2 separate regions of the Homo sapiens genome follow, and region 2 is linked to region 1. A link is a loop called in an ENCODE intact Hi-C map of the cell type or tissue named here. Cell type or tissue: Calu3. All regions are shown on one strand. Each heading gives the region's core, and the rest is flanking DNA. Links, peaks and the distances in the headings are about the cores only.

Region 1 (10,708 bases), core at 743-8,742:
TAATCCAGTCTATCATTGTTGGACATTTGGGTTGGTTCCAAGTCTTTGCTATTGTGAATAGTGCCACAATAAACATACGTGTGCATGTGTCTTTATAGTAGAATGATTTATAATCCTTTGGGTATATACCCAGTAATGGGATTGCTGGGTCAAATGGTATTTCTAGTTCTAGATTCTTGAGGAATCGCCACACTGTCTTCCACAATGGTTGAACTAATTTACACTCCCACCAACAGTGTCAAAGGGTTCCTATTTTTCCATAACCTCTCCAGCATCTGTTGTTTCCTGACTTTTTAATGGTCGCCATTCTAACTGGCGTGAGATGGTATCTCATTATGGTTTTGATTTGCATTTCTCTAATGACCAGTGATGATGAGCATTTTTTTCATATGTCTGTTGGCTGCATAAATGTCTTCTTTTGAGAAGTGTCTGTTCATATGCTTTGCCCATTTTTTGATGGGGTTGTTTGCTTTTTCATTGTAAATTTGTTTAAGTTCTTTGTAGATTCTGGATATTAGCCGTTTGTCAGATGGATAGTTTACAAAATTTTTCTCCCATTCTGTAGGTTGCTTGTTCATTCTGATGATAGTTTCTTTTGCTGTGCAGAAGCTCTTTAGTTTAATTACATCCCATTTGTCAATGTTGGCTTTTGTTGCCATTGCTTTTGGTGTTTTAGACATGAAGTCTTTGCCCATGCCTATGTCCTGAATGGTATTGCCTAGGTTTTCTTCTAGGATTTTTATGGTCCTAGGTCTTACATTTAAGTCTTTGATCCATCTTGAGTTGATTTTTGTATAAGGTGTAAGGAAGTGGTCCAGTTTCAGTTTTCTGCATATGGCTAGCCAGTTTTCCTAACACCATTTATTAAATATCGAATCTTTTCCCTATTGCTTGTGTGTGTCAGGTTTGTCAAAGATCAGATGGTGGTAAATGTGTGGTATTATTTCTGAGGCCTCCGTTCTGTTCCTTTAATCTGTATATCTGTTTTGGTACCAGTACCATGCTGTTTTGGTTACTGTAGCCTTGTAGTAAAGTTTGAAGTCTGGTAGTGTGATGCCTCCAGCTTTGTTCTTCTTGCCCAGGACTGTCTTGGCTATGCGGGCTCTTTTTTGCTTCCATATGAAGTTTAAAGTAGGTTTTTCCAATTCTGTGAAGAAAGTCAGTGGTAGCTTGATGGGGATAGCATTGAATCTATAAATTACTTTGGGCACTAAGGCCATTTTCACAATATTTGTTCTTCCTATCCATGAGCATGGAGTGTTTTTCCATTCGTTTGTGCCCTCTCTTATTTCCTTGAGCAGTGGTTTGTAGTTCTTGAAGAGGTCCTTCACATCCATTGTAAGTTATATTCCTAGGTATTTTATTCTCTTAGTAGCAACTGTGAAGGGCAGTTCATTCATGATTTGGCTCTGTTTTTCTATTATTGGTGTATAGGAATGCTTGTGATTTTTGCGCATTGATTTTGTATTCTGAGACTGCTGAAGTTGCTTATCAGCTCAAGGAGATTTTGGGCTGAGACAATGGGGTTTTCTAAGTATACAGTCATGTCATCTGTAAACAGAGACAATTTGACTTCCTCTCTTCCTATTTGAATACCGTTTATTGCTTTCTCTTGCCTGATTGCCCTGGCCAGAACTTCCAATACCATGTTGAATAGGAGTGGTGGGAGAGGGCATCCTTATGCCAGTTTTCAAAGGGAATGCTTCCAGTTTTTGCCCATTCGGTATGATATTGGCTGTGGGTTTGTCATAAATAGCTCCTATTATTTTGAGATAGGTTCCATCAATACCTAGTTTTTTGAGAGTTTTAGCATGGAAGGCTGTTGAATTTTGTCGAAGGCTTTTTCTGCATCTATTGAGATAATCATGTCGTTTTTGTCATTGGTTCTGTTTATGTGATGGATTATGTTTATTGATTTGTGTATGTTGAACCAGCCTTGCATCCCAGGGATGAAGCCAACTTGATTGTGGAGGATAAGCTTTTTGATGTGCTGCTGGATTCGGTTTGCCAGTGTTTTATTGAGGATTTTCACATCGATGTTCATCAGGGATATTGGCCTAAAATTTTCTTTTTTTGTTGTGTCTCTGCCAGGCTTTGGTATCAGGATGATGCTGGCCTCATAAAATGAGTTAGGGAGGATTCCCTCTTTTTCTATTGATTGGAATAGTTTCAGAAGGAATGGTACCAGCTTCTCTTTGTATCTCTGGTAGAATTCAGCTGTGAATCCATCTGGTCCTGGACTTTTTTTGGTTGGTAGGCTATTAATTATTGCCTCAATTTCAGAGCCTGTTACTGGTCTATTCAGAGATTCAGCTTCTTCCTGCTTTACACTTAGGAGGGTGTATGTGTCGAGGAATTTATCCATTTCTTCTAGATTTTCTAGTTTATTTGCGTAGAGGTGTTTATAGTATTCTCTGATGGTAGTTTGTATTTCTGTGGGATTGGTGGTGATATCCCCTTTATCATTTTTTATTGTGTCTATTTGATCCTTCTCCCTTTTATTCTTTATTAATCTTGCTAGCAGTCTGTCTATTTCGTTGCTCTTTTCGAAAAATCAGCTTCTGAGATTCATTGAATTTTTGAAGGGATTTTTGTGTCTCTATCTCCTTCATTTCTGCTCTGATCTTAGTTATTTCTTGCCTTCTGCTAGCTTTTGAATTTGTTTGCTCTTGCTTCTCTAGTTCTTTTAATTGTGATGTTAAGGTGTTGATTTTAGATCTCTCCTGTTTTCTCTTGTGGGCATTTAGTGCTATAAATTTCCCTCTACAGACAGCTTTAAATGTGTCCCAGAGATTCTGGTACGTTGTGTCTTTGTTCTCATTGGTTTCAAAGACCATCTTTATTTCTGCTTTCATTTCATTATTTACCCACCAGTCATTCAGGAGCAGGTTGTTCAGTTTCCATGTAGTTGTGTGATTTTGAGTGGGATTCTTAATCCTGAGTTATAATTTGATTGCACTGTGGTCTGAGAGAGTTTTTTGTGTTTTATTTTACATTTGATGAGTGTTTTACTTCCAATTACTTGGTCAATTTTAGAATGAGTGCTATGTGGTACTGAGAAGAATGTATATTCTGTTGATTCGTGGTGGAGAGTTCTGTAGATGTCTATTAGGTCTGCTTGGTCCAGAGCTGAGTTCAAGTCCTGGATATCCTTGTTAATTTTCTGTCTTGTTGATCTGTCTAACGTTGACAATGGAGGGGTGTTAAAGTCTCCCATTATTATTGTGTGGGAGTCTAAGTCTCTTTGTAGGTCTCCAAAAACTTGCTTTATGAATCTGGGTGTTCTTGTATTGGGTGCATATATATTTAGGGTAGTTAGCTCTTCTTGTTGAATTGATCCCTTTACCATTATGTAATGGCCTTCTTTGTCTCTTTTGATCTTTGTTGGTTTAAGGTCTGTTTTATCAGAGACCAAGATTGCAACCCCTGCTTTTTTTTTTTTTTTTTTTTTTTTGCTTTCCATTTCCTTGGTAGATCTTCCTACATTCCTCTATTTTGAGCCTGTGTGTGTCTTTGCATGTGAGATGGGTCTCCTGAATACAGCACACCAGTGGGTCTTGACTCTTTATCCAGTTTGCCAGTCTTTGTCTTTTAATTTGGCATTTAGCCCATTTACATTTAAGGTTAATATTGTTATGTGTGAATTTGATCCTGTCATTATGATGCTAGCTGGTTATTTCACCTGTTAATTGATGCAGTTTCTTCATAGTGTCAATGGTGTTTATAATTTGGCATGTTTTTGCAGTGGCTGGTACCAGTTGTTCCTATCCATGTTTAGTGCTTCCTTCAGGAGCTCTTGTAAGGCAGGCCTGGTGGTGACGTAATCTCTCATCATTTGCTTGTCTGTAAAGGATTTTATTTCTCCTTCACTTATGAAGCTTAGTTTGGCTGTATATGAAATTCTCGTTTGAAAATTCTTTTCTTTAAGAATGTTGAATATTGGCCCCTACTCTCTTCTGGCTTATAGGGTTTCTGCACAGAGATCCACTGTTAGTCTGATGGGCTTCCCTTTGTGGGTATCCCGCCCTTTCTCTCTGGCTGCTCTTAACAGTTTTTCCTTCATTTCAACCTTGGTGAATCTGACCATTGTGTGTCTTGGGGTTGCTCTTCTCGAGGAGTATCTTTGTGGTGTTCTCTGTATTTCCTGAATTTGAATGTTGGCCTGTCTTTCTAGGTTGGGGAAGTTCTCCTGGATAATATCCTGAAGAGTGTTTTCTAACTTGGTTCCATTTTCCTGTCACTTTCAGGATCACCAGTCAAACGTGGATTTGGTCTTTTCACATAGTCCCATATTTCTTGGAGGCTTTGTTTGTTTCTTTTCACTCTTTTTTCTCTAATCTTGTCTTCTCACTTTATTTCATTAATTTTATCTTCAATCACTGATTTCCTTTCTTCCGCTTCATCAAATCTGCTATTGAAGCTTGTGTATGCTTCACGAAGTTCTCATACTGTGGTTTTTAGCTCTATCAGGTCATTAAAGCTCTTCTCTACACTGGTTGTTCTAATTAGCCATTCGTCTAACCTTTTTTCTAGGTTTTTAGCTTCCTTACTATGGGTCAGAACATTTCCTTTAGCTCAGAGTAGTTTGTTATTACCCACCTTCTGAAGCCTACTTCTGTCAACTTGTCAAACTCATTCTCCATCCAGTTTTGTTCCCTTGCTGGCAAGGAGTTGTGTTCCTTTGGAGGAGAAGAGGTGTTCTGGTTTTTGGAATTTTCAGCCTTTCTGCTCTGGTTTCTCCCCATCTTTGTGGTTTTATCTACCTTTGGTCTTTGATGTTGGGGACCTACCTACGGATGGGGTTTTGGTGTGGATGTCCTTTTTGTTGATGTTGATGCTATGCCTTTCTGTTTGTTAGTTTTCCTTCTAACAGACAGGCCCCTCAGCTGCAGGTCTGTTGGAGTTTGCTGGAGGTCCACTCCAGACGCTGTTTGCCTGGGTATCTCACGAGTGGAGGCTGCAGAACAAATATTGCTGCCTGATCCTTCCTCTGGAAGCTTTGTCCCAGAGGGGCACCTGCCTGTATGAGATGTCTGTTGGCCCCTACTGGGAGGTGTCTCCCAGTCAGGCTACACGGGGGTCAGGGACTTACTTGAGGAGGCAGTCTGTCCGTTATCAGAACTTGAACGCTGTGCTTGGAGAACCACTTCTGTCTTCAGAGCTGTCAGGCAGGGACATTTCTGTCTGCAGAAGCTGTCTGCTGCCTTTTGTTCAGATATGCCCTGCCCCCAGAGGTGGAATCTAGAGAGGCAGTAGGCCTTGCTGAGCTGTGGTGAGCTCCGCCCAGTTTGAGCTTCCCTGCTGCTTTGTATACACTGTGAACATAGAACCACCTACTCAAGCCTCAGCAATGGCAGATGCCCCTCCCTCTGCCAAGCTCCCGTGTTCCAGGTCGATTTCAGACTGCTGCGCTAGCAGTGAGCAAGGCTCTGTGGGCGTGGCATCCACCAAGCCAGACACAGGAGGGGACCTCCTGGTCTGCTGGTTGCAAAGACCGAGGGAAAAGTGCAGTATTTGGGCAGAAGTGTACCACTCCTCCAGGTACAGTCACTCACGGCTTCCCTTGGCTAGGAAAGGGAAATCCCCTGACCTCTTGCGTTTCCCCGTGAGGTGATGCCCCGCCCTGCTTTGGCTTGCCCTCCATGGTCTGCACCCACTCTTCAACCAGTCCCAATGAGATGAACCAGGTACCTCAGTTGGAAATGCAGAAATTACCTGTCTTCTGCGTCGATCTCACTGGGAGCTGTAGACTGGGGCTGTTCCTATTCAGCCATCTTGGAAACGCTCACTTTATCTTTTCAAAGAGTAGTTTGTGTGACTGAATGCTCTGACCTTTTGATTTTCTGAGATATTATCAAAAGATTGTTCAGCCCCAGCCTCAGCTTTTTCTCTAGAGCATACTTTCCTGACAGTGAATCTCTAAATTTTAGCATATTTTGCAATCTGGATGGGCTGAGAATTTCCCAAGTAATCAAGTCCTGGTTTCTTTTTGTTTAACAGTTCATTCGTCAATTTGTCTCTCTCCTCTTGCATTTTACATAAGCAGCAAGAAGACACCAGGCCACACCTTTAACACTTTTCCTGAAGATCTCCTCAGCTAAATTTCCAATTTCATCATTTGCAAGTTCTGTTTTCCACATAACTGTAGGACAGTTCTGCTAAGCTTTCTGCCACTGTGTAACAAAGATCATCTTCTCTCAAGTTTTCCAATAACATGTTCGTCACTTCCTTCTGAGCCTTCACTAGCAATACCTTTAACATCCATATTTCTACCAATACTCTTGTTTACAATGATTTGGGTATTCTCTAAGGTAATTTGTGTTTTCTCTACCGTACTTTTCACTTCTTTCTGAGCCCTCATTAGTGAAAGCATTTATTAACATATATATTTCTACTAATGTCTGTTGAAGGCAATGTAGGTTTTTTTCTGTCAAGCTTCTCAAAATTTTTGCAACCTCTGCCAATTGCCAATTCTAAAGCCACTTCCATATTTTTAGGTATTTGTTATAGTAGTACCCCTCTTCCAGGTAGCATCCGCTACATTCTTTTTCATTATATCGTATCTTTGTGAATCTGGATTTAATCCATTTACATTAAAGTAATTACTGATAAGGAGAGACTTACTTCTGTCATTTTGCTGTTTGTTTTCTGTGTCCCTTGTAGCTTTCTTTGCCCCTCATTTCCTACATTGCCGTCTTTTGTGTTTAGGTGATTTTTTTTATAGTGAAACATTTAAATTCCTTTCTCATTTCGTTTTGTGTATATTCTATAGCTATTTTGTTTGTGCTTATCATGGGAATTACATTTAATATCTTTTAAGTTATGACACTCTAATTTGGATGTATACTACCTTAACTTCAATTCCTTACAAAAGTTTTGCTCCTTTAACAGCTCCATCACCATTCCTTTCAGTTGTTATCACAGAATTACATCTTTGTACATTGTGTGTCCAAAATCATAAGTAATTTGTAATGGATTAGCCTTTTAAATTGCGTAGAAAACAAAATGAGGAGTTACAAACTGAATTACAATAATACTGGCTTGCAGACTCAAAATTTTTATCTTTTCTTTCTTTTTTTTTTTTTTTTGACATGGAGTTTTGCTCTTGTTGCCCAGGCTGGAGTGCAATGGCACCATCTTGGCTCACTACAACCTCCCCTTCCCGGTTCAAGCTATTCTCCTGCCTCAGCCTCCCACGTAGCTGGGATTACAGGCATGCACCACCATGCCCAGCTACTTTTGTATTTTTAGTAGAGACAGCGTTTCACCATGTTGGTCAGGCTAGTCTCGAACTCCTGGCCTCAGGTGATCCACCTGCCTCAGCCTCTCAAAGTGCTGGGATTACAGGCATGAGCCACTGCACCTGGCCAATTTTTTTCTTTTAAATGTATTCTCTTACATTATATAGAAAATAAAAAGTGGAGTTACAAACTTCAAGGATTCCTTGAATGTAATATGTTGTTTCTCTCTTGGTGTTTTTAAGATTCTCTCTTTGTCTTTGACTTTCATGGTTTGATTACAGTGTGTCTGGGTCTGAGTCTCTCTGAGTTCATCCTACTTGGAGTTAAGGTTGGATGTTTATATTCGTGTCTTTCATCAAATTTGAGAAGTTTTTGGCAATTATTTATTCAAGTATTCTTTCTGTTCCTTTCTCTCTTCTCTTTCTGGGACTCTGCTAATGCATATGTTGGACCACTTATGGTGTCCTATGGGTCCCTTAGTTTTTGTTCACTTTTCTTCAGTCTATTCTTTCTGCTCTTAATACTTGATAATTTCCATTTTTTATCTTCAAGTTCACTGATTCTTTTTTCTGTCTGATCAGATCTGCCTTTGAATTCCTGCGGTGGATTTTTCATTTCAGTTTTTAGACTTTTCAGCTCCAGACTTTGTTTTGGATTTCTTTTTAGGTTTGTTATCTCTTTGTTGATTTTCTATTTTGCTTATGCATTGTTTTCTTGACTTTCTGCTCATCTTCATATAGTTTTTTGAGTATCTTTAAGACCGTTTTAAAATCTTTGTCGAGTTGATCTATTATCAGTTCTTTTTCAGGGGTGGTTTCTATTTTTTTCCTTTGAGTGGGCCGCCCTGTCTTGTTTGTTTGTATGCCTTGTGACTTTTTGTTGTAAACTGAACATTTGAATCTAATAATGTGGTAACTCTGGAAACAAAATTCTCCTTTCCTAGGGTTTGCTGGGTTTTTTTTTGTTGTTGTTGTTGTTTTTGTTATGTTGTAGGCTTTCTCTGTGCCAAGGATTGACCTGAGAAGTAAGTTTAAAGTCTTTTCACTTCTTTTCTCAGCTTGCATTTTTTTCTGGGCATTCACAGTGGCTTTCTAATTTTCCCCATATGTGCAATTGCTTTTGAATGTCCTTGTCTTTATGTCTGGCTCACAAAAGGGGGAAAATAGAGAAATAGAGGAGGAAAAAGAGATGCCAGGACTTTGAATCCTCTGGATGTCACTTCAACTGGAGGAGTAGAGGGTTGAAACAATGGGGGAGGTTCAACAACAATGGTCTCTTGCCTTTTTGTCTTCACATCTGTGATCAGAAGCAGCAAGCAGTGATCAGAGGATAGAATTGCAATATTTGGAGGACAGTGTCCTTTTTGCCCACACTGGCTCCTACAAGTTGCTCTTGGAACACATGGAGGGTTGCTTGCCACAGGGCTGGGAGTGGGGAATGGGTAGCTATTACTGAGCTAAGAACTGAAATTGACCAAAATTAACCACAATTTACCATCCAAGCCTTCTCCTGGAAGTTGCAAACTTTCCAATAGACTCCAGAGTTTCAAAATAGTTACATCATGCAGCTTTTGCTACTGCAGTTGTTGTATATGTAAGGAGACAGCTTCCACATGCTTCTTATTCTGCCATCTTCCCATATGCCCATCTAATCTACTTCTTTTTAAAGTAGATTTTAAGTAGATTTTTAAGAGGAAATGAGGAATAGTTCTTCATCTGTGACTTGAGGGAAGGATATAGACATAGAGTAGGAACATAAATAGGTTGAAGGGGAATAAGAGTTTATAGGGGAGCTCATATATGATTACTTTAATCTTTTCCATTTAGTGAGAATCTAATTTAATATGAATAAGGTAGAGATAAGGAAGAGTTTCTCTTAACAAGAGAAGAGCTCTGCAAAAACCTTGGGGAATGATCCAGGGGGCCAAGATATTTAAAAAATTCTGAATTCTAAGTGTACAGTTTTCCAGTTGTGTGTAGCTCTACATTAGGTTGTAATCTCGGGTTATGGAATTAAATAGGAATTAGTAATTCGAAAGTTGGAAGTTTTTAAAAGTAAAATTCAGGTTTTGATTTTTACAAATTACATTTTTGTTGACCCTGAGTCTACTGTTGTTCCTTTAGGGAGAGAAATAAAGAGCAAGGGCTGGAACTCAGATACAGCCTCCAGTAACGGCTATGTGGTAGAATGTTGGAGTGCTTGTTCATGGGCACCATAATGCTACTATGATCAGCATTTGGATGAAGAGGGACTATATAGACATATTAGAGTTAATATTTGATTGATTTATAATAGATAGGGTATAGTATTTGATCATCTGATTTTTACCTTGTTCTGAATTATCTACCTGTAGTCATCTGACAATCAAATAACTCCCCATCAACTTATCAATATTTGGCTCTATCCTATCTCTGCAGTTTGGTCCTCTGTCATAGTCTCTAATGTCAAGTTACCCATACACTCCATGATTCAACAAGCCCTGAAAATTTATAGAACTCTACTTTTTAGCACTTGTGACCATTTCACCTTTTCAACCAAAGTGACTGTTCAGTGTTACAACTTTGTCATTTTGACATGTAGCTTGCAAAGGCAATGGATTCCCATCTTGGTTTCTTAAAGTGTAGATGTTCAAAAATATGCCAGATACTCTAAATTATTGGTGTCTGTTAAATGGGAACTTCTCAAAGATCAAAGAATTGCTCAACAAGTGCTAAACTTTGACATACTTCTTGCATTTTCTTTCAGGCTAACAATAAATGCCCTTGCCCAGAAGCTCAATGCTTACTGGAAGGAAAAAACATCTCAAGATAATTTTGAGACCTCAACTGTAGCCAGGCCAATACCGTAAGTAATACATACAGAATATGAATGTATTAGGGGTAATATCCATAGATCAAATGGAAGGAACAAGGGTAATGTGTCTGGATTTGGTTCCTGCTGGTGGGTTCGTGGTGTCACTGACTTCAAGAATGAAGCTGCAGACCTTCGTGGTGAGTGTTACAGCTCTTAAAGATGGCACCGACCCAAAGAGTGAGTGGTAGCAAGGTTTATTGTGAACAGCGAAAGGACAAAGCTTCCACAGCTTGGAAGGGGACCTGAGTGGGTTGCCACTGCTTGCTGGGGTGGACAGCTTTTATTCCCTTATTGTTCCCTCCCGTGTTCCATTTCTGTCCTATCAGAGTGCCCTTTTTTCAATCCTCTCTGTGATTGGCTACTTTTAGAATCCTGCTGATAGGTGCGTTTTACAGAGCACTGATTGGTGCGTTTTACAGAGCACTGATTGGTGCGTTTTACAATCCTCTTGTAAGACAGGAAAGTTCCCCAAGTCCCCACTCGACCCAGGAAGTCCAACTGGCCTCACCTCTCAGTAAGATGGTGCTTTTCACATCAGGAAGTTTAATTGACTAAAAATAGGAACTCACAGGTACTAATTGCTTCATTCTCTAAACCTCTTCATTCTGCTTTAA
Region 2 (10,708 bases), core at 2,115-10,114, 74 kb before region 1:
ATAAAGATTAAATAAAGATTTTTTTGGACAAACGAAAGTTGAAAGAATTCATTGCCATCAAAACTGCACTGTAAGAAATACTTTTTCCTTCAGACTGAAGGAAAAGGATACTACATTAAAGAACAGCACTCCAGGAAGAAATGAATAGCATCAGAAAGGGTATACATGTACATAAACATAAAAGATTATGTATTATTTAAAGTAACAATAATAACAATGCCTTGTGGAGTTACATGTAGAAGTAAAATATATGATAATAGTAGAAATGATGGGAGCAGATAAATGGACCTTTACTCTTGTTTAATTTTTTGCATTATGAAGTGCTAAGGTACTAAGTAAGGAAGATTGTAATAAATTAAGGATGAAGGGTTTCTAGAGCAGGGTTTCTTAACCTTGTCACTTTTGACTTTTGGGGCTGGATAATTCTTTGTTGTGTATGGCTAATCTTTGTATTTTAAGCTGTTTAATGGTATCCCTGGCCCCTACCCACTAGATGCCAGTAGCACCTTCCCCAAAATGTGACAGCCAAAAATATCTCTAGACATGGTCAAATTTCCCTGGGTAACAAAATCACTCCTGTTTAAGAACTATTGCTCTAGAATAACCACTAAAAACATTGGAAAGGTATAAACAAAATGTTAATGGAGGACTCAAAATGAAGTTGTAATAATGAAAAACTGAATTAATCCAAAATAAGGTAGCATAAGAGGAACAAGGAAACAACTGACAGATTAAACAACTAGACAACAATAGCAAAATAGTGAGCTTAAATGCAGCCACAGTCATGAATTGCATAACAATATTTCAGTCAAAAAGGGACTGCAAATATGATGGTGGTCCCATAATATCATAATGGAGCTGAAAAATTCCCATAATCTAGTGATGTCATAGCCATATAATGTCATAGTGCAATGCATTACTCATGTGTTTAAGGTGATGCTGGTGTTAACAGTAGCATGCTGTAGAGATTTGTAGCCTAGAAGTGATAGGCTATTTTATATAACCTAGGTGTATATAGTAGGCTATAGTATCTAGGTTTGTGTAAGTACACTCTATAATGTTTGCACAATACCATTCTCAGAATGTGTCCCTGTCGTTAAGCAATGCATGGCTGTATATCATTAGTCACATTAATACAAATAAACAAAATACTCCAATGAAATACAAAGATTGTCTGACTGGAAAAAATCAAGACCCAACTATATACCATTTACAAGAGACACATTTTATGTATGAAGATACAGATTGAAAGTACAAAAATGGAAAAATATACCATACAAACTCTAACAACAACAACAACAACAGTAAAGCTGTCATGGTTATACTAATGTCAGACAAAGTAGTCTTTCAGTCAAGAAGTATTACCGGAGATAGGGAACACGAGCACATTTCATAGTGATAAAAGGGTCTGCCGGGTACAGTGGCTCACGCCTGAAATCCCAGCACTTTGGGAGGCTGAGGTGGGAAGATCACTTGAGCCCAGGAGTTCGAAGCAACATAGGAAGACCCCATCTCTATAAAAATTTTAAAAAGAGTCAATTTAACAGAAAGACAATAGTCCTCATAGTATGAGGTAGGGAGTAGTTTTAATTATTCTAATTTTTACAGATGAGGAATCGAGGTCTCAGAAAGACTAAGGGGCCTACAAAGATAGTAAATAATGTATCCAGAACAAGCTTAAACTTTTAACTACTATAGAGTATTCTGTGGCAAAAAAAAAAAAAAAAAATCATTTTCTTCAAAATTGAAGTGAAAGATTCGCAGTACCTGAGCAACGATGCCACTTTTCTACATTCCTTTAGGAAAGCAGGAGAATTTCTTCACAAAGGCATTAATTATTTAAATTTTTAAACTTCGACCAGAATGAGGTCTTGATATGTCATTTCAGTTGTGAAGGTAACAGAAAGATGTTCTATGATACCAAACCCTGAATGTGGAGGTGCAGTCAGTGCAGCTGTACTCTAAGCTTCTCCTAAAATACTTCAAGCTACTTCAAAGAATCAAGTTCAAGTCATGCCTTTCTGGATTTCTGGAAAACAAAGTGGAAACTTTCTCTTTCCATTACCACTCAGACTGCTTTAAAAAACTAAGTCCTATATTCCTGAAAAGAAGGATGGAAAGGATATGAGTGGAATTTGTCAGGAAAATAAACAAAAAAGAAATTTCCAGTAGGTCATATTCCTCTATTCTCTGGGGGGAAAAAAAAGAATATTTTTGATCTTTTCAAAGAAGCCACTGATCTGCAGGGAGTCATCTGGTCCTTGGCATAATTTTTCTACTTTAAAAAATATGAGTGGCTGGGTGCAGTGGCTCACGTCTGTAATCCCAGCATTTGAGAGGCTGAGGCAGAAGGATCACTTGAGGTTGGGAGTTTGAGACCAGCCTGGCCAACATGATGAAACCCTGTCTGTACTAAAAATACAAAAATTAGCCGGGCACTGTGGCACACGCCTGTAGTCTCAGCTACTCAGGAGGCTGAGACATGAGAATCACTTGAACCCAGGAGGCGGAGGTTGCAGTGAGCCGAGATCACACCCCTGCACTCCAGCCTGGGCGACAGAATGAGACTCCGTCTCAAAAAATAAATAAAAATAAAAAATAAATAAAAACATGTTATTAGTTGTTTTATTATTAAACTAATACGTGCTGGAAAGGGAGAAACAGTAACTTGAATGTGGAGAAACAGCAAATACCACCTTAACCAAGTGATCAAAGTGAACATCAGTAGGGATAAGTCATGTTGTTAACATGTACCCCAGTATGATGCAAAGAGGACACATCGATTATATCATATTTCTCCCAAAAACTCAAACCCGGTCTAATTTTAAAAAATAGCCAATAAACACAAATTAAGAGGTATTCTTCAATATTCCTGCCTAGTACACCCTGAAACTATCAAGTTCATAAAAAAAACAAGGAAAGAAACTGTCACAGGACAGAGCAGACTAAGGAGACATGACAACTAAATGCAATTGGATTGGATCCTGGAAAGGAAAAAAGGAAATTAATGGAAAAATTCGTCAAATGTGACTGAAGTTTGGAATTTAGTTAATAATGTACCAATGTTGGTTTCTTACTTTAAACAAGTGTACCATAGTAATGTAAGATGATAACATAAAGAGAAGCTGAAACCATGTACTATCTTTGCAGCTTTCCTGTAAATCTAAAAATATTCCAAAATAAAAAGTGTATTAAAGAATATATGATTGTGATGCAAAGAAAAAAATAAATAAATGAAAGAATAAAGAAGGGAAATAAGTAGAGAAAAGAAGGAAGGAAACAATTAAAAATCATTGTCAAAAGTAACTAAGTTTTAAAAATTTTCATCCCAGTCTTAAAGGTAAACTATTTTATACATTCATTTTTATGTATAATTCCAGACTTTTCTATGTAGGTAGGCTTATTCAAATATATGTTACATTTTACAGAGAAGGAATAATATTATATATGTCTCATAATTTGATTTTTCATTTGGTATATAACTACTGTATTTTCACTAATTCATGCATTTATTTTGTCAGCAAATATATAGTGCCTGATAATTATTCAGGAAGGAAGAGTATGTGTATGTGGTCTTACTAGCATTTCCTGAGGGTATTATTTTGCAAGCCTTAGGAAATACCAGAAAAGGAAAGGGAGAAAGTGGAGTACATGGTAAGTAATTTTTAGGGCTCCTCTTCAGGACTCTAAGATTTTTAAAAGACTGAGTCTTTGCCTAGAAAGAAAAGGACAGATGTTCTTGCATGTGCCCAGATTTCTTGGGTGTAAAAACACCTCTACAGCTTAAACCCTAGCCATTTCACATGAAAAAATTGCCCAGTTGGACCGGGTGTGGTGGCTCTTGCCTATAATCCCAGCACTTTGGGAGGCCGAGGTAGGTGGATCACCTGAGGTCAGGAGTTCAAGACCAGCCTGGCCAACATGGCAAAACCCCATCTCTACTAAAAAATACAAAAATTACATGTGGTGTGTGCCTGTAATCCCAGCTACTCAGGAGGCTGAGGCAGGAGAATGACTTTAACCCGGGAGGTAGAGGTTGCAGTGAGCCGAGATCACACCATTGCACTCCAGCCTGGCTGACAAGAGGGAAACTCCATCTCAAAAAAAAAAAAAAGGCACAGTTGTTGAACAGTTGGTGGGGAAAACAATTTAACCTCTTGTGGACCATTAGTAGTGAACTGAGGGTGTTTTCAAGAGAGCTCTATACCAGCACAAGGGAAAAACATAGAAACTTGGTGATATGGTTTGACTGTGTCCCTACACAAATCTCATCTTGAATTGTAACTCTCACAATTCCTACGTGTCATGGAAGGGACCCTGTGGGAGGTAATTGAATCATGGGGCGGGTCTTTCCCCTGCTGTTCTCATGATAGTGAATAAGTCTCACGAGATCTGGTGGTTTTATAAAGGGGAGTTTCCCTGCACAAGTTCTCTTCTCTTATCTGCCACCATGTGAGACGTGCCTTTCATCTTCTGCTGTGATTGTGAGGCCTCCCCAGCCACGTGGAACTGTGAGTCCATTAAACCTCTTTCTTTTGTAAATTGCTCAGTCTCAGATGTGTCTTTATCAGCAGCATGAAAACAGACTAATACACTTGGACTGGGACATGCTACTGAGCTGCAGCAAGAGTGGCATATACCAGATGTAGAAACAAGAAGGACAATGATGAAAAAAATAATAATAAAGTAATTAGTTTTCTCCAGGGAAGCAAAGCATCAGTTAGAAAGACCAAAAGTTTGAAGACTCATGAGCTGGCGTTTGAAAGCATTAAGAGCCACAGGGATGCACAGAGTACACTCCTTCCTACTTAGGAGAGTATGGGAAAAAAAAAAAAGATATCCACTAAATTTAAGGCTGGAAATACCTGTCGAAGACAACCAAAAAGAGGAGCAATTAATAATGAAGATCAGACCCACCTCAAGCTAGTGAAGGCAGAGGCTGTCCTAGAGACACGCTGCTAAAGTTCTAGCTTTCCACCCAAGGACAGACACTTCTTACTCCTTCCCATGTTGCACATGATGTGGAAAAGAGAGAAGGAAAATGCTAAGCTTCTAAGCCAATAAAAAGAGAAGCCCTTAAACAACTGAAGTGACTATAGAGACTGGTACAAATGATGAAAAGTTCAAGGAAAAAGAAAATCTGTGTCCTCTTGTAATCCCTCAAAAGGAAAACCACTGGATAAAGAGGTACAAGGATCCCACAAAGTAAGCTGGCCTACTAAAGGTGGGGGATGAGCTTATGTACAAATACTGACCATAAAATCCCATCTGTATTTTTCCCAATTGTAGTGAACATTTACTGTTTTTATCTACCTAGCGTCCATCTCTCTATCCTTTTGGTAATAATATCCTGATTTTCACTCAGGTAGCTATCCCTTGTTACCCAACACAGACCATGTGTTTTAGGGGAAATGATTCCATGCCCAGATTCAGTTCTATATTGACTTAAGCTAATTTGGTCTAAGGAGACAGTTGCTGGAGGCTTCAGTATAAAAACTCCCTTGGTGAAAAGGAGGAAGTGTTGACTTTCTTTTGGATGTGAATGAGGAAACAAAGCCTCCAGAAGTCAGTTTGGAGGGAATAGATAGCAGCCTTAAAGTGAAGTGGATATCAATGAAGGCAGCAAATAAAGATGAAAAGATGTTAGGTCTTTGGTGACATCACTGAGCCGTTGAATTGGGCCTCACTTGAAACCTCACCTAACTCTGGACTTTTTGGTTACAAGGAATAATAAGTTATCTTTATTATTTAAGGTAATGTATTTCCACTTTTCTGTTACATACAGCTGAAAGTTATGATACCCTAAAGTTGGAGAACATCCTGGAAAGTTCGAAAGGTTGGAAAAATGAGTTTGTCAGAGAATGCCAGTTGCCTTCCAATATCCAGTTGACTAACTGGGTACTATGTATTTTGTGTACAGATTACACAAATCTGAGTCATATTATTTTAAAGCTGAAATTTTCCTGAAAGACTTATAGAAACATTAGCAGTTATGTGCCTGGCCCAGGTGATATGCGAAGCATGGCTTGCCCAGTGCTGTACATAGCATTCCATCCCTTAGGTACTTAGACAGATGTCTATCCTTATGTTACTACCACATGATTATTTATTACTGTAACTTAAACAGTACTTAGGTACTACTGTCTAGGTACCTAAGGGGTGGAATGGCTGGATCATATGATAGGTATATATTTAACTTTTTAAGAATATGCCAGCCAGATGCAGTGGCTCACGCCTGTAATCCCAGCAGTTTGGGAGGCCGAAGGGGGCAGATCACCTGAGGTCAGGAGTTCGAGACCAGCCTGGTCAACATGGCAAAACCCCATATCTACTAAAAATACAAAACTTAGCCAGGCGTAGTGTGTGGTGCTTGATGATACGTGTCTGTAATCCCAGCCACTGGTGAGGCTGAGGTGGGAGAATCGCTTGAACCCAGGAGGTAGAGGTTGCAGTAAGCCTGAGATCACGCAACTGCACTCCAGCCTGAGCGACAGAGCTAGACTGTGTCTAAAAATAAATAAATAAATAAATAAATATGGCAAAAACAAGCAGCCTAGTCTTGTACCTGATCATAGGGGAAAAACTTTCAGTTTTTCACCATTGAGTATGATGTTAGCTGCAGGCTTTTCATAATGCCCTTTATCATGTTGAGGAAGTTTCCTTTTATTCCTAGTTTACTGAGTGTTTTTATCATGAATGACTTTTCTGCATCAAGTGAGATGATCATGTGGGTTTTTTCCGTCTTTCTATTAATGTAATTTATTGTATTGGTTGATTTTCTTATGTTGAATGACCTTTGCATTCCTGCGATAAATCCCATTTGGTCTTGATGTATAATCCTTTTAATATACTGCTCAGTTTGCCAGTATTTTCTTGAGATATTCACATGCAAATTTATAAGGGATATTGGTCTGTAGTTTTCATTTACTGTGGTGTCTTTTTCTGGCTTTGGTAATAGGATACTGCTGGCATCATAGAATGAGTTGGGAATGTTTCTTCTTCTCCAATATTTTGGAAATGTTTGAGAAGGATTGGTATTAATTCTTTACATGTTTTGTGTTAACATAATTCACCAGTAAAGTCATCTAGCTCTTGATTTTTCTTTTTTGGGAGATTTTTGATTACTGATACAATCTCTTTACCTATTACATTGCTATTCAGATTTTCTATTTCTTCTTAAGTCAGTTTGGCAGTTTATGTTTCCAGAAATTTGTCCATTTATGTAGGTGATCATATTTGTTGCTATACAGTTGTTTATACTATTCAGCTATGGTACTTTTATTTCTATAAATTTGGTAGTAATATCTCCACTTTAATTTCTGATATTAGTAATTTGTCTTTTCTCTTTTCTTAGTCAGTCTAGCTAAAGATTTGTCAATTTTTTTCATCTTTTTAAAGAACTAATTTTGGTCTTGTTGATTTTCTCTATTGTTTTTTCTGTTCTTTTTATTTCATTTATCCATGTCTAATCTTTATTTTTTCCTTCCTTCTGCTGGTTTTGGATTTAGTTTGCTCTTCTTTTCCTACTTTCTTAAGCTGTAAAGTTGGGTTATGGATTTAATATTTATCTTTCTTTTTCTCCTTCTTCTTTTTTAAGAGACAGGGTCTTGCTCTGTTGCCCAGGCTATACAGTGCAGTGGCGTGATCCTAGCTCACTGCAGCCTCAAACTCCTGGACTCAAGCAATCCTCCCACCTCAGCCTCCTGAGTAGCTAGGACTACAGGCATGCGCCACCACATCTGGATAATTTTTCTATATTTTTTTAAGAGATGGGATTTCACTGTGTTTCCCAGGCTAGACTCAAGCTCCTGGCCTTAAGTGATCCTCCCACCTTAGCCTCTCAAAGTGCTGAGATTACAGGTGTGAGCCACCATGACCAGCTGTTTTTTACATTTTTAATGTAGGTGTTTATAGCCATTTAAATTTCCTCTAAGCACTGTTTTTACTGCATCACATAAGTTTTATTATGTTGTGTTTTCATTTGTGTTCACCTCAAGGTATTTTCTCATTCCTCTTGTAGATTTTTTATTTGACCTATCGTTTTAGAAGTGTGCTATTTAATTTCTATTTTTTAAATTTTAAACTAAAAATACTTTTCTAACTATTACTTAAAATCCATGTTATATTGTTATCTGTTGCCTCATTAAAAATACATTCTTGTGTATTTTTTCACAGTATATTTATAATTGTTATATTGAATATATATTTATTTATTTATATATTTTTTAATAGTTTTACTTTAGGTTCCGGCATACATGTGCTGGTTTGCTATACAGGTAAATTGCATGTCATGGGGGTTTGGTGTACAAATCATTTCATTGCCAAGGTAATAAGCTTAGTACGCAATAGGTAGTTTTTGGATCCTCACCCTGCTCCCACCCTCCACCTTCAAGTAGGCCCCGGAGTCCATTGTTTCCCTCTTTGTGTCCATATGTTCTCAATGTTTAGCTCCCACTTATATGTGAGAACATGAAATATTTGGTTTTCTGTTCCTGCATTAGTTCTCTTAGAATGATGATGGCCTCCAGCTCCATCCGTGTTGCTTCAAAGGATATGATCTCATTCTTTTTTATGGCTGTATAATATCCCATGGTGTATATGTACCATCTTTCTTTCTTTCTTTCTTTCTTTCTTTCTTTCTTTCTTTCTTTCTTTCTTTCTTTCTTTCTTTCTTTCTTTCTTTTTCTTTCTTTCTTTCTCTTTCTTTCTTTCTTTCTTTTGCTTTTCTCTTTCTTTTTTTTTTTTTGACAGAATTTCACTCTTGTCACCAAGGCTGGAGTACAATGGCACGATCTTGGCTCACTGCAACCTCTGCCTCCCAGGTTCAAGTGATTCTCCTGCCTCAGCCTCCCGAGTAGCTGGGACTACAGGCGCATGCCACCACATTTGGCTAATTTTTGTATTTTTAGTAGAGACGGAGTTTCACCATGTTGGCCAGGCTGGTCTCAAACTCTTGACCTCAGGTGATCCACCTGCCTCGGCCTCCCAAAGTGCTAGAATTACAGGCATGAGACACCATGCCTGGCCAGTACATTTTCTTTATCCAGTCTACCATTGATGGGAATTTAGGTTGATTCCATGTCTTTGCTATTGTGAATAGTGCTGCAACAAACATACACGTTCCTGTGTCTTTATGGTAGAACAATTTATATTCCTTTGGATGTATACCCAATAATGGGATTGCTGGGTCAAATAATAATTCTGTTTTAAGTTCCTCAAGAAATCACCAAACTGCTTTCCACAATGGCTGCACTAATTTACATTCCCACCAGCAGTGCATAAGCATTCCCTTTTCTCCACAACCTTGTCAGCATCTGTTATTTTTTGACTTTTTAATAGCCATTCTGACTGGTATGAGATGATATCTCATTGTGGTTTTGATTTGCATTTCTCTATTGATTAGAGATGTTGAACACTTTTTGTATGCTTGCTGGATGCATGAATGTCTTCTTTTGGAAAGTATCTGTTCATCTCCTTTGTCTCTTGCTAAGAGAGTAGATTTTAAGTGTTCTCACAACAACAAAAATGATAGGTATGTAAGGTAACACATATGTTACTTAGTTCAAGTTAGACAAACTGTAATGTTTACATATTTTAAAGCATCATGTAATACATCATAAAGACAATTTTGTCAATTAAAAAAATAAAATATTTGTCTAGTAAGCCTCCTATAGTTTGAATAATGGTATCTCCCCCAAATTCATATGTTGACACTTAATTGCCAAAGTGATAGTATTAAGTGGGGCCTTTAAGAGGTCATTAACTCATGACGGCAAAGCCCTCATGGGTGGGATTAAGGCCAATATAAAAGGCTTTGGGAGAGTTCATTCATTCTTTTCTGCCCTTCTGCCATGTCAGGACATAGCTTTCCTCCCTTCTGGAGTATGGAACAAGAAGAAGATACCAGGCCCTCACCAGACACCAAATCTGCTGGTATCTTGATCTCGGCATCCCAGCCGCTAAACATGTGATAAATAAATTTCTGTTTATAAATTACCCAGTCTGTAGTAGGATTTTTTTTTTTTTTTTTTTTTTTTTTTTTTTTTTAGCAGCACCAAAGGCCTAAGACAAAGTCCAATGTCTGGGCTTCCTCGAGGACAATTTCTGTTTATTTATTTTCTTCTTTGAATGGGCCATACTTTCCTGTTTCTTTGTATGTTTTGTGGGTTTTTTGTTGTTGTTGTCGAAAACTGGACATTCAAATATCATAATGTGGTAGCTCTGGAAATCAGATTCTCTCCCTCTTCCCCAGGGTTTGTTAATCTTGATTATTGAAGGCTTTGGTTGTATTCCATGTGTTTTTGACTGAGGTTTTCTTGACTGCCAGGAATTAAAAAAAAAATCAAAAACCAAAAATAAACCTTCCCCAGTCATAATAGATTGGTTCTGTGCTGGACCCCTCTTTAAAACTTAGCTAGGCGACTTATAATTCTGCCTCAGCCTTCACTTCACTTACACTGAGCCTATAGATCAGCCAGTGTTGAAAACAAGGTCTTGTCAGGTCTTTTCTGAGCATGGTCCTGTCTTTGGCATGTGCATAGAACCATAAGCTGCTGTCTTCAAGACCTCTGTAGAGTAGGGAAGGGAGCAGGACAAGGGCAATTAAAAACACCAAAAGTGTTTCCTTGCATTTTAAAGTTATCTTTTTCTTGATTCGGTGTTTGCTTGGTTGCTGTAAACATTTGACTGATTTCCAGAGTTCTGGGAA

The links. Hi-C counts contacts between places; a loop is a spot of excess contacts. Peaks named below come from ENCODE experiments on the same cell type or tissue, not always from the same donor. Only the 100,000 strongest peaks of a DNase experiment are listed, where the experiment ranks them.
Region 2: a loop joins it to region 1, with 16 times the contacts of the local background. A loop is called at or near these places in 1 of 110 quality-filtered maps.

Annotation. Positions count from the first base shown.
Region 1 is chrX:106,961,389-106,972,096 of GRCh38, reverse strand. MORC4 (MORC family CW-type zinc finger 4) reads left to right here. Exons shown (of 17, transcript NM_024657.5): 10 at 9,987-10,085. Among named protein-coding and RNA genes, the nearest start is that of MORC4, 33 kb to the left of the region's middle. RefSeq lists an enhancer at 5,457-5,957. In Calu3, for the core only: no CTCF peak of the experiment used is centred there; a DNase peak (open chromatin) is centred at 5,356.
Region 2 is chrX:107,036,500-107,047,207 of GRCh38, reverse strand. No RefSeq gene overlaps it. Among named protein-coding and RNA genes, the nearest start is that of MORC4, 42 kb to the right of the region's middle. In Calu3, for the core only: no CTCF peak of the experiment used is centred there; no DNase peak of the experiment used is centred there.